2 separate regions of the Mus musculus genome follow, and region 1 is linked to region 2. The links are chromatin loops, found by intact Hi-C in ENCODE. Cell type or tissue: gastrocnemius. All regions are shown on one strand. Each heading gives the region's core, and the rest is flanking DNA. Links, peaks and the distances in the headings are about the cores only. Region 1 holds the start of Pip5kl1 (phosphatidylinositol-4-phosphate 5-kinase-like 1). Region 2 holds the start of Mir8093 (microRNA 8093).

What was found. A loop is a pair of places that touch in the nucleus more often than their neighbours do. Peaks named below come from ENCODE experiments on the same cell type or tissue, not always from the same donor. Only the 100,000 strongest peaks of a DNase experiment are listed, where the experiment ranks them.
Region 1: a loop joins it to region 2, with 2.7 times the contacts of the local background. A loop is called at or near these places in 15 of 42 quality-filtered maps.

What each region holds. Positions count from the first base shown.
Region 1 is chr2:32,574,897-32,586,997 of GRCm38, forward strand. It overlaps Pip5kl1 (phosphatidylinositol-4-phosphate 5-kinase-like 1), which reads left to right and starts at 822. Exons shown (of 10, transcript NM_198191.3): 1 at 822-998; 2 at 1,755-1,955; 3 at 2,976-3,029; 4 at 3,213-3,367; 5 at 3,584-3,708; 6 at 4,040-4,074; 7 at 4,162-4,217; 8 at 5,045-5,157; 9 at 5,383-5,533; 10 at 8,377-8,887. The coding sequence starts at 969. The coding sequence ends at 8,644. It also overlaps 9430097D07Rik. In gastrocnemius, for the core only: CTCF peaks have their summits at 5,383 (motif pointing right) and 6,971; DNase peaks (open chromatin) are centred at 3,835, 6,793 and 8,735; H3K4me3 peaks cover 688 bases.
Region 2 is chr2:32,685,376-32,693,375 of GRCm38, forward strand. Fpgs (folylpolyglutamyl synthetase) reads right to left here. Exons shown (of 15, transcript NM_010236.2): 2 at 7,218-7,346; 3 at 7,076-7,129; 4 at 5,815-5,879; 5 at 2,545-2,659; 6 at 2,385-2,462; 7 at 2,227-2,288; 8 at 2,038-2,140; 9 at 1,770-1,847; 10 at 1,363-1,510; 11 at 1,179-1,268; 12 at 344-494; 13 at 1-14. It overlaps Mir8093 (microRNA 8093), which reads right to left and starts at 2,391; the gene lies at 2,255-2,391. In gastrocnemius, for the core only: a CTCF peak has its summit at 4,222 (motif pointing right); DNase peaks (open chromatin) are centred at 4,225 and 7,419; H3K4me3 peaks cover 630 bases; H3K27ac peaks cover 2,193 bases.

The sequences.
Region 1 (12,101 bases), core at 2,569-10,568, 110 kb before region 2:
TGGGGGTGGAAGTTTGCAGCTTGGGTTGAGGGCAAGGAGGGTGTTTGGAGTGAGTCAAGAGAGTGGTGACTCATGCCATGGTGAGGAGTTTGAATTCTGTTCCACCGCCAAGAGACGTCACTGAATACTTAAAGTATAAGGGTGACATCATCCCATCTATGCTTTTAAAAGATTATGTTGTGTCCCTCTAGCTAGCTCACCAAAAAATTTCTGGTGTCTGTTCCCGCTGTGGCCTCCAGTGGGCGCTTCAATCACACGGAAGGATGCTCTGACTTCTGTACCACCTGGAGATGGTCACTTCTTTCTCTGCTTTTAGCTTCTTTACCTGAGAGACAGCCAATGGGAATTTCATGCCTAAAAAGACCCAAGAAACACGATTTAAGCTACCTGACTCCACAGCCAGTCCTAGAGACGTACGTCCACAGTTCGGGAGGAAATTGAGAGGAGAATCATTTCTCCGGCACCTCCACCAAAACCCGGCGACCTCGCCCAGCCAGAACCGGGATTCAGAGGATGCTGCGTCCTCGGAGGGGGGACCCAAGGGCAAAGGCCAGCGCCCCCCTCGCAGATTCCGTGCAAAGCGTGCAACCGCAACAAGAAGGCATTTTCTCAGGCACCTCAGCCATCGCCAGGAGGCTCGGTCCGACCACGATCAGGATGCAGAGGATCCTACATCCTCGGAGGGGGGACCCGCAGGCCAAGGTCATCGTCCCCCTCGTGCAACCGTGACAAGGCCTTTCCACCAACACCTCAGCCAGGCAGCTCTGAAGGGCCAGGATCAGAGTTCTGAGTATGCTGCATCCGTGGAGGTGGAACCGGCAGGCAAAGGCAAGCGCCCCTTTCGAAGATTGGGCACAGTGGTAACAAGAGCGTCGCGATTGGTCGTTCGCCATGCAGAGGCGGGGCCTGATTCCTGCATCTGGGCCTCCGAGACACCGCCAAAGCCAGAGAAGCGGCACCTGGGGGCGATGGCCACACCAAGCCTTAGGTCCCACGAGGTAGGTGCGGACCAGAGAGGGGACAAGAAAGGGAAGGGTGAAAGTCTGGCCATTACCTTGGCCAGAGGCTTGAACACCCCCCCGCCCCGTCTCTGCTCTGGGAAGATCAAGACACGCCCCACGGAGGTATGAAAGGGGGTAGCGATCTGGTGGGTGTCCCCCGGAGGTCTTCCTCAGTTTCCTCATCAGGAAAATTTGGATGATGAGATAAATTCCGTAAGGCTCCATAAGGACCTCAAGCGCTCAGCTTTGTACACAGGATGGGTCTCCAGTAGGAATGGGTGAGCTGGTATGACTTCAGCTTCCATTTGACCTGGTCCTTCTTGCTAGCACAGAGAAGCACAGCATAGAAGAGGAAACAGGGAAGACTGAATCTCCCAGCATCCCAGCGCCTGCTAGCAAGGCTTCTTGTGAAGGCAGCTCAGACGCAACAGTAGCAGCTAACATGTAACAGAGGAGATAATAAGGCTGGGTCTGACCTAAGGTCATGCAGCCTCTGGGAGTCATCAGATGCACCTGGGATTGACAGCAGAAGGCTGTTCCCACTCCATTTGCATACCATTTGCAGGTGGTTTTGGCCCCTCAAACACTGGGACTATAGCTATAGTGTTAGCCCTGTATTTTATGGTCAGGGAAGGTGAAGCAGAGAAAGATAAGCAGAAGATCCCTAATCGGTGGAAGTAGGATTTGAACCCATGCATTTCCCTTCTGAAATACTGCCACATGCTCTTTGTTTCTTGTGCCTCTTCCCATCAGATCCCGGCCCACTCCCAGGAGGCTGGAAACAAGTCCATTTCCTCAGGGAGCCGCCGCGGCCTTCTTTGGCACCTCCGAGCCAGGCAGTCTAGAGTTGGCCTGTTTGAGGTCGGTCCAGGACATGAGCTGCATAGAATGACACGAATGATGCAGGAAGGGCTGTGGGCTGCCACCCAGGTCTCCAAGAACAACCCACCCACGGTGAATGGCCCATCCTGTCTCAGACACCTCAAACCTAGCTGGCAGTCTATCTCACTAAAAGGTTGACACTGGTAATCAGAGAGGCCTACCAAGAAGAGGAAGGCAGGGATTTGTGTCAGGAAGCAGAAATTCTGAGTTGAAAAGCTGGAAGAGAAGTCCAGGAGGTCTGAGGGACACCCTGCTTAAAGTGGTGGATGTATGGCCTCTGTCTCTCTGGGCCTCAAGTACCCCTATCTGTATAATGGGTGAAGCCCCTGGGCCCTACCAGCTTGAATGGTTAAGAAGGGACCCCCACCCCCACCCTGCCCAATCCAGTCCATCCTCCCTGGAGCCTGTCAGGCTGGGGCCAAGCTGGCTCAGCAGAAAGCATCACCCAGCTGCTAACTCAGCAGCCCAGTCGCCTGGGGAGCCTTTATGTTGTCCGCGTGTGTGCACGTATGCACAGTTGAAATACAAGATCTGGAGGGGGTTCTCTGGAACATAGCCTGACCCTCATCACCTGCAGGAAGTATCCTCGGGACTGAACACAGCCTGGAGATATGGCTGCCTACAGAGCTGGCTGTTGTAGCCTGCCTCTGGCCTCCAGGGCACTTCCAGAATGGGGTTTCTCCTCTCCACACACCTTCAGATTTCCACTCAGAGGTCACCTGCCCCGGGCACCCTTCCCCAGTCAGACTCTCCGAGGCTTTCCCCTGGCATCACTGGCCCCTTTCAGGAGGATGCAATCTGGCTGTACACAGCCTGCATGAGTATTTGAAAGTATGCACCAGGCTTGAACTTGGTGCCTGGTCCTGAAGATCCAGATGTGGGTGATAACGCCCATGGGGCCCTGCCTTAGGTCATCCCCATCCTTCCTCCAGCCCTGGGTGAACCAGAATCTCAAGCGCCCAATTTAAGCTAACAAGACTTGTCAGTTCCCTGTTTGCTAAAGGAAAGGGCAAGGCCCCGTGCTGGACACACAATCTAGGTAGGCCATAGCAGACCCAGACTTTCTCTGAAACCCATTACCAACCCCTGCAGGGACCTACTACCCAGAAGGATTACCTGGAAGTCATGACCCAAGTTCACGAAGAGGTAGGAAGTACCTAAGTGGTGGGGTCTCTTTGCTTTAGCTCCCCCCTCCTCAGCTGTGAGTGGGAGTGATGGCTAGTTCCCAGGACCTTGCTGGGTTGACGCTCCCTAGCCAGACCCAGCTGCATGCACCTGGACCCTGGGCCCACAAGGGTGGACTCGCTTGGGCCACTTTCTCCCCTACAGGGCTTCGAGCTGGGCACCTTGGCTGGCCCGGCTTTTGCACGGCTGAGGAAATCCATTGGCCTGACTGAAGAGGACTACCAGGCTACTCTTGGCCCTGGTGATCCCTACCTTCAATTCTTCAGCACCTCCAAAAGCAAGGCCAGCTTCTTCCTGACGTGAGCTTGTAGCAAGGATGGGGCAGGATTGGGGCTCCGTTCCAGGCTGGCAGGATGGCTTTGGGGAGAGAGGGTCAGGGCCAGAGGAAGGTGAGATGAAGCAAGGGGGCGAGGTAGCCAGACACATCCATCCTGTGCAAAAGCAGGAGCAAGAGACTTGGTGGGAACCATTCCTGCCAAGTCTGGACAGTGAATGACCTCTGTTCCCACCTATAGCCACGACCAGCGCTTCTTTGTGAAGACCCAACGGCGCCACGAAGTGCATGTGCTGCTTGCCCACCTGCCCCGCTATGTGGAGCACCTGCAGCAATACCCACACTCCCTGCTGGCACGGTTGCTGGGTACGCGGAGGCGGGGGGGGGGGGGGGTGCGGGGGGGGGAGAGGGGGGCAGGTCTTAAACTGCAGAGTGACTGGGGAGGGCGGATCCTGGGGCGGGGCCCAACGGGACCATGTCGGGATTGGAGAGTCTGGCCCTGTTTCAGGCTGGGCTGGGACTTCATCCAGGCTATGTCTGTGGTGCTGGAGACACCGCGGTGCCGGAGACGCCCAATTGAGAAGGGACTCTGGGGGTGGAACCTGGAGGGACAGGCTCAGGTACTCGGTGGGTCTTGAGAAAGATGCGAAACCTGGCTCCGGGATTGTACAGTTAGAGATACCTTCTCGTCTTTCAGGCGTATACAGTCTGCGGGTAGCTCAGGGGAAAAAGGTGAGTGTAGCAGACAGAGGTGGCTCAGCAGTGGGGGCTGCTGGAGGGTGAGCTCGGGCTTCCCTCACTCCTGACCCCTGTTCCCAGAAGTACTTCATCATCATGCAGTGCATCTTCTACCCTACCAGCCGCATTTCTGAGAGGTGAGTCCGTCCGAGTGGATATAGGGTTCCAGTTTCACAGGAAAGGTGCAGGCTGAGACACCAATCCTTATCCAGTAGACCGCCAAACAGACCCAGGAAGAACAGATCTTTTGAGCGGCTGGCCGGTACTTGGGGATCAAAACCAGTGCTTTCGTACAGGCTAGGCTCACCACTGAACCATATCTCCCCCCAGAGCTTTATTTTATTTTAGATTGAAATAGTCTCCGTAGTCCAGATTAGATACCAACTTTCTACCCTGTTGTCTATTCCAGTACTAGAATTCTGGGTCATCACACCGGGCTAACCACCCTCATTTTATAGTTGAGAAACTGAAGAAGGCTAATGGATTCAGGGAAAGGGACAGGTGGGATGGTTCAGTCAGAAAAGGTGCTTGCAGCCAAACCTGAGGACGCAGTTCAGTCCCCAGGACCCTCATGATGAAACAAGAGAACCAACTCTTTCAGGAACGGTGCTCTTAACCGTTTAGTTATTTAGAGATAACTAAATGGAGCTAGAGTTGGAGAACAAACCCAACCTGCTGGTAGGATCCTCCCCTGGCAGACAAGATACTGAGACAGGTAAGTAGGGCTGATACCTAGGTTGGGCTTGTAAAGGTCTGAGTTCAAATCCTTGTTCTATTCTTCGCATACCTTGCGACACAGGCAAATTACTGTTTGAGCCTCTGTTTCTCCATCTCTAACATGAGAACACAGTCTAGAAGGGTGCTGAGGTTGGAGGTAAATCCATGGTGACTTAGCTCATACAGGAGCAACCACCCCTGGGAAGTCCTTGAATCCAGTGACTGCTGTGTATGTCCTACCTCCCAGGTATGACATCAAGGGCTGCAACATAAGCCGCTGGGTAGATCCAGCCCCTGAGGGCAGCCCCCTTGTCTTGGTGCTGAAGGACCTCAACTTTCAAGAAAAGACCATGAGATTGGGTGAGTTACACGCTCACTGCCTAGTCCTCCTCCAGGGTGAGGTTTGGAAGAAGGGTCCCCTCTACCCAAATTCTTCACAGCCTAGGACTCAAATCCTGGCTCCAGACTTATGCAACTGGGGGGTACAAGACAGATTATAGAATGGGGCTGGTCATGCCATTCACACTTCTGGGGTAAGCACAGGCACGTGGTGGGGACTCAGGTGAGTTGTGGTGGTCCCCACAGGAGCCCAGCGGAGCTGGTTCCTCCGGCAGATGGAGCTAGACACCGCCTTCCTGCGGGAGGTGAATGTACTGGATTACAGCCTCCTGGTGGCCATCCAGTTTCTCCACGAAGACGAGAAGGGCATTCACCACTCTGTCTTCAGCACATTCAAGTGAGCTTTGCCTCCAGATGTAATGGCAAGGATGGGTGGGGCGGGTGAGGTAGGCAAGAGGTGAGGTAGGCACGAGGTAAGAGACTACCTTCCCTCTTGTGGCGTGGCATAGGCTTACAGGCTGGGAAGTACTGTGTGTGTGTGTGTGTGTGTGTGTGTGTGTGTGTGCGCGCGCGCGTGTGCATGTGTGTGTGCATGTGTGTGTTAGTGTGTACGTGCGTGTATGCTTAAAGGCTGGGAAGTACTGTGTGTGTTTGTATGTGTGTATGTGTATGTACACATGTATCCAAGCTTGGCTGCTAGAGGTAAGGGGACCAGATGGGCTAGGAAAGGACAGACCTGAAGGAGTCTAACTGGACAAGGCCTTTTAATGATAGATTGAGCCTTCTGCCCTATTCTCTGGCAGGACATATGACCCAGGTTTCTGTGCAGTGACAAAACCCATTTACTTTTGTGCCCTCTGACCCCTGAAGTCATCACCAGCAGCACCACCACTGTGTACTCTATGTTATGTAGAAGAACCGTCACTCCCGCTATGCTGGCCATGGCCCTCACTGAGACCACGCACTGACTCTTGACCATGAAGGCTCAGAGAAGGGAAGGGAAGCCAAAGGACTCTGCTCTAATTACACTTCTCTAAGGCGCACCCCTGGGGTTGACCAGTAAGCCCATTTGCGACTTCAAGCCTACCAGATGTGCCCTAAAGTACACCTTTAATCCCAGCACCCAGGAAACAGAGCCAGGTAGATCTCTAAGTTCAAGGTCAGCCAGAGCTACATATAGTGAGACCCTGCTCAAACAACACCAACTCAAAACTCAAGCGCATTGGTCTCGTGTAGGACAGAGAAAGTTAGGGATGAGGGTGGCCTCGGCTCTCAGGCAATTTCTATTCCTGCTCCATCTATGGAAGAGGCCCTTGGCCTGGAGGAGACTTGAGTAGGATACAGTGATGGCTCCCCACACAGTCACAGCCCAGCCATGTCTGGATCAGATGATAAAGTGTCTGCCATGGTACAGGATCGCTCAAGCTCAGCTTTTACCTGCTGCTGATGCGTAGCGCAGAGCACTGCTGTCATTGGTCCAGTAAGTTCCAGTTTGCACAGAATCGTCATCATGTTGAAATATTTCCCAACAGGCTCTTCATCGCTGCCCCACACACTCCCTCTGGAAGCTTAGGCTCTTCTGACACTGTTTTTTGATTAGTTGAGACTGTAGCGGGGCTTGTCTCTCATTGGCTGACTTATTTTCTAGAGCCCGCCCCTCCCGTGATTGGCATAAAGAAAGCCCTATAGCAGTGGCTCTCGATCCCTTTAGGGGTTGCATATAAATGCAAATATTTCCATTACGATTCAGAACAGTAGCAAAATTACAGTTATGAAGCAGCAATGAAATAATTCTATGGTTGGGGTCACCACAGCACGAGGAACTGTAGCGTCCCCTGCAGGATGAGGTAGAGAAATTGAACTTGCTTCGGCTGACTGGGATTTAGTGGTCAGGAACCTGCCCGCAAGAATACACTTGAGGGAAATCACAGCGCTACAAACTGGGATTGTTAGGCTCCTCGTTCACAGTTCTTCATCTCTGCGACCCTAAGGCTTCTAGGATGAGATTATCCCGCAAACCTGACCAAGGCCAGGTCCACATGACCCAAATGCTCCAGATCGGCCCTCCCCAACAGAAATAAAATTCAATTCAGAATATCCAGAGTCCTATGTCCCATTCATAGGCACTGGCCACAAGTCACTGCTGAGTCTTTGAAATATAAAATTACTCCCCAACCCCCATACCCTCATTTACAAAGGTTTGGGTGTTTGTTTGTTTTTTAAAAGAGGGCTGGAGTTGTTGCTCAGTTGTTAGAGTGCTTACCCAGCATGCACCATGGCCTGGGTTCTATAGAACCATATAGACTGCCCTGGGTGCCCCACACCTGTAATCCTCAGACTATTTAAAAAAAAGAAAGGAGAGAAAGAAGAAACAGGCGAGATTAGTCCTAGTATTATACACTCTCTGCTAACAGAAGTGGTACATGCCTATAATCCCAGTATTTAGAAGGTGAGGCAGGATGACCAGAAATCAAGATCATTTTTGGCTGCACAGCAAGTTCAAGACCAGTGTGAGCTACTTGTATTGAAACCCTGTCTCAAAAGCAAACAGAAGTCAGGAAGGTGGCTCACATCTTTAATCTCAGCACTTGGGAGGCAGAAGCAGACAGATAGATAGATTTCTGTGAGTTCGAGGCCAGTCTGGTCTACAAAGTGAGTTCCAAAATAGTCAAGACTGTTACACAAAAGAACCCTGTCTCAAAAAAACCAAACCAAACCAACAACAACAGCAAAAGCAAATTAATAATAATAATGATATTGAGTCAATACATTTGATTATTTTAATCTTATCAACCTAAAAGATGAGGAGATTGTTTGCTTTATCTTCAACACTGCCCTTTTTAAAGATTTTATTTCTAAATTACGTATGCATGCGCATGAGTGCGCTGTTTGCTCTCATAACCAAACGATGGCGATAAGTTACCGCCAGTTTTGAGGGGCTCTCTGCTGGGAGCTAACGCTGGTCCTCTACAAGAGCTTAAAGATGGTGGCGCCATCTGTCTCTTCAGGCAAGCCCTCACTATTGACTTTGAAGTTCAGTTTATATTGGAGCCTGCCATTTCTCATAACACTGGCTAGATTTCCGGGGCTCAGCAGCCACTTGTGGCAAGTGGCTTTGAAAGGGACGCTGCAGCTCGAGACTGTCAATTCCTTTATTCCTCAGCCCCCTAAAGTACCTAGCTCATTTGTACCTTGCTCGCTGGCTGGGAGGCGACAGCTTTATCCTATTCCCATACCTAGGTCCATACAAGGTGTGTCGAAGTCGAAGGGAACGGGGGACCAGAACTGCCGGATGCTGCCCGACCTTCCCAATGCCCTCCATATCTTGGACGGGCCAGACCAACGCTATTTTCTGGGCTTAGTGGATATGACTACCGTGTATGGGTTTCGCAAACGGCTGGAACATGTGTGGAAGATGGTACGCTATCCAGGCCAGAGCGTCTCCACTGTCAGCCCGGCTCACTACGCCCGTCGCCTCTGTCGGTGGGCAGAGGTGCACACAGAATGACTCACGTGTCTGCCTTCTTCCCTTATGGACAATGCGCCGGCAACTATTCTGCAGCTGTACCCAGGGAGCTAGCCTGCAGTTCATCCTACCAGCCACCAGAGGGAAGCACCCTCATAACTAATGCTGTGAAGACTCAGCCCCATTCGGTGACGGTGCTGTACCCTGCATAGAGCAAGGACCCTGACCCCAACCCTTAGCTCATTTACTATTAAAAAATGTTGATATTCTCTTTTTACAGACCACGAAATGGAGGTTCACGGGATGAAGGGGATGAGCAAGACCACCCAGCAATAAATGCTGGAACCAGCTTACACCATGACTTGGGCCTGGGGCCCAAGTTCCTATACACCTAGCCTCACACTATGGAGAAGGGGGAAGGGAGGGGGCACCCTTGTTCCAATAGGGAAACAAGCCCAAAAGTTTAAGGTGCAGGTTAGGAGCAAGATCAGTCCAAAATTCTAGGCTTTTCGATTCCCAGCTCTGGAATGGCTTCATCATGCCCCTCTGAGAGGCAGGTGGGTATCAAGGAGGCAGAAGCGGGCTTCCTGGAGTTGGTCTAGCAGGGAGTCCCTCAAGGGTCACTGTTGATCTTGAGTGACCTCTCAGTCAAATGGGGAAACCTCAGTGGCCAACCCAATGGTTTTGGGCTAGCCTACAGCAACCCCAACCATCTCTCTTCCTGTCTCTGGGAAACCAGCCACAGCCTCTGACTCCAGTCTGATCTAACTGTGCTCAGTGACATTTTCTTTCAAGGTGTTCTAGAACCTGGCTGTGTTTCCAGGGCATGGTGCTGCCTCCCTGCCCCTCCCTCTGCGATGTAATGTGACAAATGGGAAGAAGGGACATAGGCCTCAGGGACACAGAAGACACTGACTGTGCAGATTGTCCTGATAGCCCAGGCTATCAGCTGGGATGACACAGCTTTGGAGAGAAGCCTGGGGCCTAAGTCCTGGTGAAAGGAGCCATTACCAAAGCATCTCACCGGTTATGGCAGGAGAGAAAGGTGCCTTACTTTCTAGGCCGAGACCAGAAGGGTCATTCATGTCCTTGTTGGGTCCCAGGGCAAGGGCACAGTGAAGGTCCTGGAATTTGGGAGAAAGGGAACATCTTAGCAAGAAGTAGGGTTGTGTTAATCCCAGCACTTGGGAGGCAGAGGCAGACAGATTTCTGAGTTCGAGGCCAGCGTGGTCTACAAAGTAAGTTCCAGGACAGCCAGGGCTACACAGAGAAACCCTGTCTCGAAAAAAACAAACAAACAAACAAAAAACCAAAAAAACAAAAAACGAAAAAAAAGAAGAAGAAGAAGTAGGGTTGTGGGGCCACTGGGGAGGGGGTGAGAGATGTGCCCCAAGACTGATCAGCCAGGACCCTGGAAAAGCATCTTAATAGCTCTATTCTACTGACCCACCAGATATGGCCAGACTTTGAAAAGTGGCTAATGGGGTGGGAGTTGGGGAGGGTGAGCCGAGAGCAGGGGAGGGCTGGTTGCAGAAGAGGCTGCCCTCAGATGACCATTCCAGGAATTATCATTTTCTATCAGGACACATGGCCTGTTCTGAGTATTCTTGGGTGATTTCTCTGTGCTGGCACACCTGCAGGAATTCTTCTTGGTTGGCAAGATTATGTTCATCTTCTGATGCCACCCAGAGGTATCTAGCCAGGGACATAGGAAGGTAGCAGGGAGACAAAGTAGGACCTGGGATCTGCTGCCACATCTTCTGAGGTCTGGCTCCCACGGGACTGACCCTGAACTCAGAGCCCTGAGGTCCCCCACAAAGGTGACAACTCTCCCTGCAACCAGGAACCCTGGCAGGGCCTGAGGCTATGAGGGAAGTCACCTGAGACCTCAGAGACCCAGCAGTCCTGGCTCGCTCATCTCATTTTGTTCCTGTCGGGTTTCACGTGGGTGGTGAAGGCGACTTGAGAATGTCACCAGACAGAGATGAGTCTAATGGGCACATGGGCATGAGAACCAGGGAAGTGACTCAGAATAATTCCACAGTGCCCTTCTGGGAAGGGTGTGGCTAATGCCTGTAACCCCATCATTTGTGAGGTTCAGACAGAAGGATCCCGGGCTAGCCTGGACTGTGTGATTCACACACTAGGGCCATGTGGGTAGAGGGATGAAGAGTTGAAGAGCTGCCTATCATTGACCTGTTGTGTGTCTTTGGCGCTGTTTTCTTTTCTTTTTGATTAATGATGTGGGAAAGGGATGCCTACTGTGGGCAGTGCCACCCCAGGCAGGTGGTCTAGATGGTTATAAGAAAGGTAGTTGAATGTGAGGCTAGTTAGCAGCACTGCTCCATGGCCCCCTCCTCCATGCCCTCTGCTCCAGTTCCTGTCCCTAGGCTCCAGCCCTGACTTACCTCAGTGATGGACTGTGATGTGGGAGTTGTAGACTGAAATAAAACCTTTCCCTCACGTTGTATTCGGTCATAGTGTCTGTCACAGAAACACAAAGCTACATAGAAAGATCCTGTCTGAAATAATAACTTGTAGTGTGCTGTTCATGTTGGCAAGGGTCTTTGAGCTGAGAGATAAGGAGTCCCACTAGGAAAGTGACTAGAGAATGCAGCCAGTGGAAGGTCCTGAGGCAGGAATGCGCTTGATGTGATAGGTCAGAAAGTAGCCGAAAGGGAGGGATTCCATCTGAATCCTCAGAGGATCACAGGCAGGGGGACGGCCACAGGAACCAAGCAGAAGTACGATTTTCTGGTGGTGCCCTGAGCTGTCTGTCTCTGCCCTTTCTCACTGGGACAGGGATATTTTTCCCACTTAACAGAAAAGAAAGGTGGGGTGTGGGGGAGGGACCTGCCTCAGGCATGGGCTGCATTGACATAACCAATACAAAGTGGCTGTTTTAAAAACAGCCTGCTGGGCAGTGGTGGCATACACCTTGAATTCCAGTACTTGGGAGGCAGAGGCAGGCTGATCTCTGTGAGTCCAAGGCCTACAGAGCAAGTTCCAGGCAAGCCAGGGCTACACAGAGAAACCCTGTCTTGAAAGCCTAAAACCAAATCAAACCACCAACAACAAAACAACCTGAGCCACTAATCCCAGCTCCCAATTCTCTAGCAGAGATAGCTGGATCTCGGTGAGTTTGAAGCCTGCCTGAAAAATGTGGGGTCCTGTCTCAAAAACACGTTTCTTCATTGCCTATCTGATATTCATAGTCAAGTTCACATCATTTGAGCTGACAACCCAACAACTATCCTGAAACTCAGGGCTGCTTAGTTTGAAGCCTTTGCTTCATTTCCTATCCCCTGTTACTTCCCGGGTAATTTCAGAAATGGAGAACCTCAATTCTCCACGGCCAGTAGCCATCACACGGGTGGCTCTCTTACTGTCTTCCTTCCAATCACACAAGGACTAGAGTGGGAAGACAAACTAGACAGGCCCCGCCCTCGACGTCGAGACCTCGCCCCCAGCCCGGAGGTCTCTGAGACATCCACGCGCC
Region 2 (8,000 bases), core at 1-8,000:
GTACTTCGGACCCTCTGCATCAGGAAGAAATGGGTGGGATATGCCTTCTGCCCTTCCTCCTACACCATTCCAGCCATTTCCCCAGAATCTAACCCATGTGGGTTCTCTGTAAGAGCAGCGATGTAACAGCCATCTCTCCAGCGCCAGGGTATAGACTTTATCGTAGAAACACCATTTAGGACATTTTCAAATCTGTACCATGTAGCGGCATCACTGCTAAAGAATTATCAGTAGAGCATTTTTTTCTAAGAGCAGGTTATAGCCCACTGATAGCTACTGAAATCAGCCCTAAGGGGGTTATTACCCACCCTGCATGCTCAGACAGACTTGCAAGAGAGCTCACCCATCGGTGCGTTTGCTGCGCTCCAATGACTGGCGGTACCAGTGCACACAGGCCTGCACACTGCTGGTGGTATGGGCGCCATCCAGGTACCAGGTAAGGGGTCCCCGCTGGAGTATCTGTGTCCGGCCAGGCCACACTGTGTCCCGAAGCCCTGGCAAAGGCAGATGAGACAGTGCTCTGGGATCCACAACAAGGCCTGTGATCTCCTGGCCCTACAGGCAGATCCACTTACTAATGGCTGTCTCTGGGTTCCTGGAATGAGCTGTCCTGCTGTGAAATCTTCCAGACAGCCCTGAGATGGGGCTGCTATTACACAATCATACATTCCCCAAGTGACAGTCAGTGTTGTGCTCACACAGCAAGTGAGGGCTAGGGCTGGAGTTTGACCCAAGATCTGCTCCAGGGCTGTCCCTGACAGCAACCCTGGCACACTGAAGCTGTTCTACAGGGGTCTAACAGTTTGAGCCTTACTCTGGGATGAAAGCAGTTTAGAGGACTGAAGCAGGGGCACCCTCCCTCAATCTGACTGGCACTCTGCTCCAGGCTTCCCGGCTCTGGGCTCACACCTGAATGATGTCACACCAGGAACCATCCAAACAGCCCCTGGCAGTGGGTGTTATCAGCATCTCATTTGGCAGGTAGGAAAACTGAGCTGTGAACTCTAGGCCAGAGAGGAATGCTCACCCCGAGGCACTACCTACAACTGCCCCAACCCCCAAACAGGAAACCAAAAGAGACATCTGAAAGGGCACACAGATACAATAGGAACTCAACATACACCTCAGGGGGAACGGAGGTGTGCAGACTCCGGATTGGGGAGGAAATTCCAACTTACCACGCCTCATGTGAGGGGTAGGGCGGAACACAGGTGCCAGGGGCAGCTGCCACCGTATGCTTGGCCTGGATACCTTCAGCTCCTGGATGTCTGTAGGGTGTGAGTCTGGATTCAGACCCCTCCAAGGCAGGCTCCACTCATGCCTTGGAGCTGCCCACCTGCACGCCCACACTGGCCCACCTACCTTGGTGGTCCTGCCGCTCCAGCCAACAGTGGGCCAGCTGCAAGGCCAAGGCAGCATTAGACCGCTGGTGTGCTCCCTCCAGACCCAGGCTCAATGGCAGTCCAACCTCCTCCAGGGCTTCCAATGGCGGACACAGGTACAACGGGCACTGTGGGGGGAGGGGGAGAGCTGGTCAGCTGACCTGCCACCACCACTATGTTAGAAAGCCTCTGACCACCAGGGCCCATCACCAACCACCAAAACCACCAGGGCCTACCAAGACCTGCTTCCAGAACCAGATGCGTCCTGGAGCCACAACAGCTACCCCCGCTATCCCCTTTGCACATGAGGAACCCAAAGCCCAACAGGAGACTGTGTTCTTCTAGTCAGCACACCCCTCCACCCCACCAAGCCAGCCAGTCACTCACTCCAATCTGCTGGGCTCGATCCCTCAGCACAGCCAGGGGACCTTCTGGCTGCACCACAGTGAAGGCAGGGACACCAGGCTGCAGGCACACCAGAAAAAAGGGACAGGGGCTGATTTCAACTGAGGCCACAGAGGGAGAAGGAGGAGAAGCCAGGCTGTGCAGCTGGCTAGGACCTGGTAATGACTTGCCACAGTCATTCTTCAGTAAGCGGTAAAAGGACAGACCCTGGGCTCCCATGAACCTCTCCTGCCTTGGCCCGCTATGTTACCTTAAAGATGCCCCCTTTCTGCCATGCTATTTTCTCCACTGTATCTCCTAGTAGACTGGTGTGGTCAATGCCAAGAGAGGAGACTCCACACACCACTGGCTTTCTGAAAAAGACAAGAAAGTCCTGCTCCCCAGTGCCGAGCCGTTGCGCAGGCTCCGGGTGACTCCACAGCCACGGCGGCTACCTTACCTGATGATGTTGGTGCAGTCAAAAGCCCCGCCAATGCCCACCTCCACCACTGCCAGGTCCACCTGTAGGAGAGCAGAAAGCACACAGGGAGCAGGGAACCCCTCCACTCATGCTCTGCTCCCCAAGGACTCAGACACAGGGCTAGGAAAGACACTCACCTTCTCTTGGAGGAAGACATGGAAGGCCATGAGTGTGAGGAAGCGGAAGTAAGAGGGCATGGAGACATGGCTGTCGTCCTGCACACAGAAGGAGCCAGTCAGGGCCAGAGCCCCGTACCCCACACGGGGATGGGCCCTCCCCAGTCCCCAGCCACAGTACCTTGAACTCCTCCAGCTGGTTATAGAGGCACCAGAAGTGCTTGGTGAAGAGCTCGGGGCTGATTGGTTTCCCGTTGATTCGAATCCGCTCCCGCACCTGCACCATGTGAGGAGAGCTGTGGAGAGACCTGGGGTCATCGGGACTCCCCACTTCCCAGGCCTTCCTTGCCCTAATCAGACTGTGTCTGCCCTGTTCCCGAGGCTCCATGACGTACGTCCTCAAGACTCTTGAGCTCCTGCCTAGGGCCTCCAGAGCCTGTGGAGGCTGAGCCCTGCCCCAGCAGCTTGGCGGCCCCTCCAGTCCCTAGCCAGGCCTACCGTCTGTCTGTCGGTGGGTTCATCCTACGATACCACTCTCAACTAAGACCCCCACCTCAGAAAGGAGGGAGATAGCCCTGTCCCCACGATGATCTAACAGAGTCTCTGGGCCCCAAAGGATTAGTAACTCTGCTAACACATGCCTATTAACAGCCGTCCGCCTTTCAGTCTCAAAGCAATAAATCCAGAGGAAGGAACTGTCTGGAGTCATTCCCCTGCCGCATCCACATCTGTAGGCTGGCTGGCTGGCCGCGTAGGCCAAGGTCAGTGGTTAGAGCTTTATTATCAGGGACCAGCGACATGGCACATGCTGCCAACGTTGATGATCTACGGTCATCCTAAGAACTCACGGGAGAAACTTCTCCTAAAGGTTGTCTCCTGACCTCTCACGTGGGCTACAGCAATGCACACGGGCAAACACACACGCACTAAAGCTTGTCTCCTGACCTCTCACGTGGGCTACAGCAATGCACACGGGCAAACACACACGCACTAAAGCTTGTCTCCTGACCTCTCTCGTGGGCTACAGCAATGCACACGCACTAAGACACCCAAGGTAATGAAAAAGTCATTACATGTTTTCAAGCTTCAAAAGTATTATTCTTTGGTCAATGACACATATACTGTGTCCTATCGATGCGGTGGCCACAATCACACAAGCCTCCTAAGACATGTCTGCATTTTAAGTCCTCAAAGACCCTCTCACACCAAGTCATCTCCCTTTCTTTTCTTTTGTTTTTTTTTTTTTAGATTTATTTATTTATTATATGTAAGTACACTGTAGCTGTCTTCAGACACTCCAGAGGAGGGCATCAGATCTCATTACGGATGGTTGTGAGCCACCATGTGGTTGCTAAGATTTGAACTCTGGACCTTTGGAAGAGCAGTTGGCACTCTTAACCACTGAGCCATCTCGGCAGCCCTTGTTTCATTTTTTAAGGTTTCTCTGTGTAGCCCTGGCTGTCCTGAAACTCGCTCTGTAGACCAGGCTTGAACTCACAGCCTGTCTCACCTACTGAGTGGTGGGATGAAAGGTGTACGCCACCACCGCCCTGCCCAGCTTCCATGTCTTTATTTTGAACAATCACCAGTTCCAGGAAACTGACATGTCAGTTGATCTGAATTGGCCCCAGCCAACTGGCTTCAGGTGCTTATGGAGGTGGCCTGACAGAACTGACAAAGCTAATGTCGGATACGCTTCTCCCTCAAGGGACAAATCCCCAGGAGTATACTCATATGCACTCCTCTGAAACGTCCTCTGTTTAAGGTGACAGGGGAGGAGAGGCTCGCATCAGTAAGCCAGCTCCACATCTTGTGGGCTTCTGATGTCTGTGAGTCACCACAAGGGGGCGCTGCTCCAGAAGAAACCACAGCTATCCCTGGCAGAGCTCTACTGCCTCCCTGTGGAGACTCTGACATGGGGGCCATAGCCAAACTGGCTCTGCACCTTTATGAGTCAGGTTTGTGTTCCTTACTGCAGAGACATCTTAGCCAACAAATATCTCTATGCTTAAAAACTGGATCTGGAGAGCCTGGGAGATGGTTTAGTCAGTAAAGTGCTTGCCACACAAATATGAGGGCCTGCGTTCAGATCCCCAGTATTCTCACACTCCATCCTCACCCACCCCAACCGCTGCAAAAAGAAACCAGCCAGCGGCTGTGAATTGATTACCCCACTTCTGGGGAGCAGACACAGGAGCATCCCTGGGGTTGCTAATGCATAGTTATCCAGCTGAATCTAGGAACTCCAGGTTCAGTGAGAGACCCAATCTCGGAAGAAGACAGAGAGGAGAGGGGGAGGGGAAGGGGGGAGGGAGAAGGAGGGGAAGGGGATAGGAGGAGGAGGAGGGGAGGGGGATAGGAGGAGGAAGAGAGGAGGGAGAGGGGATGGGGATAGGAGGAGGAAGAGGGGAGGGAGAGGGGAGGCAGAGAGGAGGAGAGGGAGGGGAGGGGAAGGAGAAGGGGGAGAGGGCGGGGGGAGAGGGCGAGGGGAGAGGGGGAGGGGAGAAGGAGAGGAGGAGGGGGAGAGGAAGAGGGGGAAAGGGGGAGGGGAGGGAAGGGAGAGTGGGAGAGAGGGAGGGTAGAGGGTAAGGGAGAGGGGGAAAGGAAGAAGGAAGGAAGGAAAGACAGAAAAACACACACTGAGATAAACATATGCTTGTGTGCCCATGCACACATAAATCATACTCAAAGGTGGGTAAAGTGGTGCACAACTTTAATCTCAGCAATCAAGAAGCAGAGACAGGTTAGACTGTGAATTCTTCGCCAGACTAATCTATAGAATCCCAGGCCAGTCAGAGCTTCATAGAGAGACACCCCACCCCCCAAACAAAACAAACATTAAAAAAGCAGACAAAACCAAGTTGTGCAGTGCGGTGGCTCACACCCGCAACTCCAGCAGGAGACTGAGGTAGGAAGAGCCCAGGTTGTAGGCCTGCCTGAGGGACAAAGTGAGTTCCAGGTCAGCCTGGGCTAGAGTGACACCTGCCTCAAACAGGGACTGGATCGATGGCTCAGCAATGAAGAGCACTGAATGCTCTTGCAGAAGACCTGGGTTTCATTCCTAACACACACGTGGCTCAGAACCCTGTGTAATTCCAATACTAGCACATACATGCAGCAAAATACACACACACATAAAGCAAGAAGAATAATTTAAAAATTTAACGGGCAAAAATTACATTTGGAACTTAAATTAATAAAAGGTCACCTGGTTCTTCCAGCCAGGTACTTAGGCCACACCTTGAGACACAGGTCGCCTCTCTCCCTCCAATTTATTCCTTATGGAAACTGATGGCTGCTATTAGTGGGCTAACACTGGCACTGTGGATTTAATGTTTGCTGAATCAACAAATACCGGGGGAGAGGCAGAGAGGCTGACCTTGGCTCTAGCACCATAGCCTTCTAGAGCTGAGACACAGACACCCACACCCACTCACACAGAGCCCAGTACCTAAAGAAGCCGGTCTTCAGGCCGTAATTCCGCAGGATCCGTTCGGTGAAGGCACAGGTGGAGCCCTGGAAAGCATTGGGTAGGATGAAATGATGGGTACTGCTGGTTGTCGCCCAGAATCACCAGGGAGACGTGCCGGGCAGGCCTGGGGAGGAGTTTCTCGACAGGGTTGACCGAGGCACACAAGCACACATCAATCCCTTCCTGACTGAGGATGCAATGTGATCATGTGATCACCTGCCATGGGGGACCACATCTCCCAGAACTCACAGCCAAGTAAACTCTCTTTCCTACATGCCCGACATGACAGTCTGATGTCAGCTTGGCAAAAGCTGGCCATCCGAGAGGGGGAAACCTCAGCGATCCAGCTTATGGGAGCCTCCATAAGCTCCAGCATGAGGTGCCGGGCGTGGTGGTGGCGGCGCACGCCTTTAATCCCACTACTGGGGAGGCAGAGGCAGGCGGATTTCTGAGTTCGAGGCCAGCCTGGTCTACAGAGTGAGTTCCAGGACAACAAGGACTATACAGAGAAAAACCTGTCTCAAACCCCCCCCCCTCAAAAAAAAAAAAAAGCAGGCTGAGAAAGCCCTGATGACTAAGCCAATATGCGGCATCCCTCCTGGCCTCTGTATCAGCTCCTGCCTCCAGGTTCCCACCCTGTTTGAGTTCTTGTCCTGACTTCTTTGGGTGAGAAACTGTTCTATGGAATGCAAGTGAAGTTAACCCTTCCCTCCCCAGGTTGCTTTTGGTCATGGTGTTTCAGCACAGCAATCGGGACCCTAACAGGACACCCTAAGGTGCTCTTTGGTAGCAGCATGTAGAGAATCAATTAATAAAGTTGGACAGGCAGGGGCTGGAGAGATGGCTCAGCAGTTAAGAGCACTGACTGCTCTCCCGGAGGTCCTGAGTTCAATTCCCAGCAACCACGTGGTGGCTCATAGTCATCTATAATGGGATCTGATGCCCTCTTATGGTGTGTGTGAGGACAGCGACAGTGCACTCCTACACATACAATAAATAAATACATCTTTAAAAAAATAAGGTGAACCGAGCAGTGGCGGCACATGCCTTTAATCCCAGCACTTGGGAGGCAGAGGCAGGCATATTTCTGAGTTCGAGGCCAGCCTGGTCTACAGAGTGAGTTCCAGGACAGCCAGGGCTACACAGAGAAACCCTGTCTCGAAAAACCAAAACCAAAAAAACAAACAAAAAAAGGTGGATGGGCACCAGTCCACCACATGGACTCCTGGATTGCTCTTACCTTCCCTTTGGTCCCAGTGACATGAATAATGTTTAGCCGGTTCAAGTCCTCCACCTACAACAGACAGAAAGGTCCTCGCCTCAGCCACTGGGCTCGCACGCGCAGATAGGGTCGAGATGTCTTGCAGGATGTACAACCTTACCTGCAGTCCACTCCGTGCCAGGTACATCTCCATAGCCTCCAGCTGCGCCTGGGGGTCACTCCGTTGGCGCTTTACCTGCTCCAGGTAGCTGGCATTGGTTTGCAGGGTGTTGAGCGTGCGCACAGCATCCTAGCAACCATAGTCCCAGTTCAGTGAGGGTCCTTAAGGACAGAGAGACCCAGCCCACCAGTGGCAAAACCAGGGCAACAGGCCCGTTATACCAGCCACGCTGCCTTTGCCGACAGCTATTTGGTGGGACAGCCCTGGCATATCTCCAGTTCTAGCAAAGATGGGAGCCATGGGCAAGCTAGCCCCACCCAGGGAGTGCCAGGTAAAGCTGGCAAGATTAACGGACCTTCATTTCCTGGGCTGCCTTCCCCAAGCTTCTATGCCCTCAGCCTTCACACACAAGACCAACCCTGGAAGGAAGGTTTTTTCCTTAATCTCTCTACCACTATACTGGACACCCACTGAGTGGGGGCCAGGACGTTAGAAATCTAGGAACTTTGAATTTTGGAATATTTGAGAGTTCCACCTTCTAACCCTAAGACAAGACAATGTAAGTAAGCAATTAGATCTGGAAGAGGAGGTACAGAGGGAGGGAAAGTACACTCAAGAGTTGTCGGGCCAGAATCCACAGGTGGGTACAGACAGCCTCAGGAGACGGCTTTGGGGGATGGGAGTGGAAACAGAAAATAAACAGAGAGGCCTAAATGAGAGGCATTTGAGGATATAAATCCAGTCGTGTGTTTCAATTACCCTACATTCTGAGAAACCTGTGCT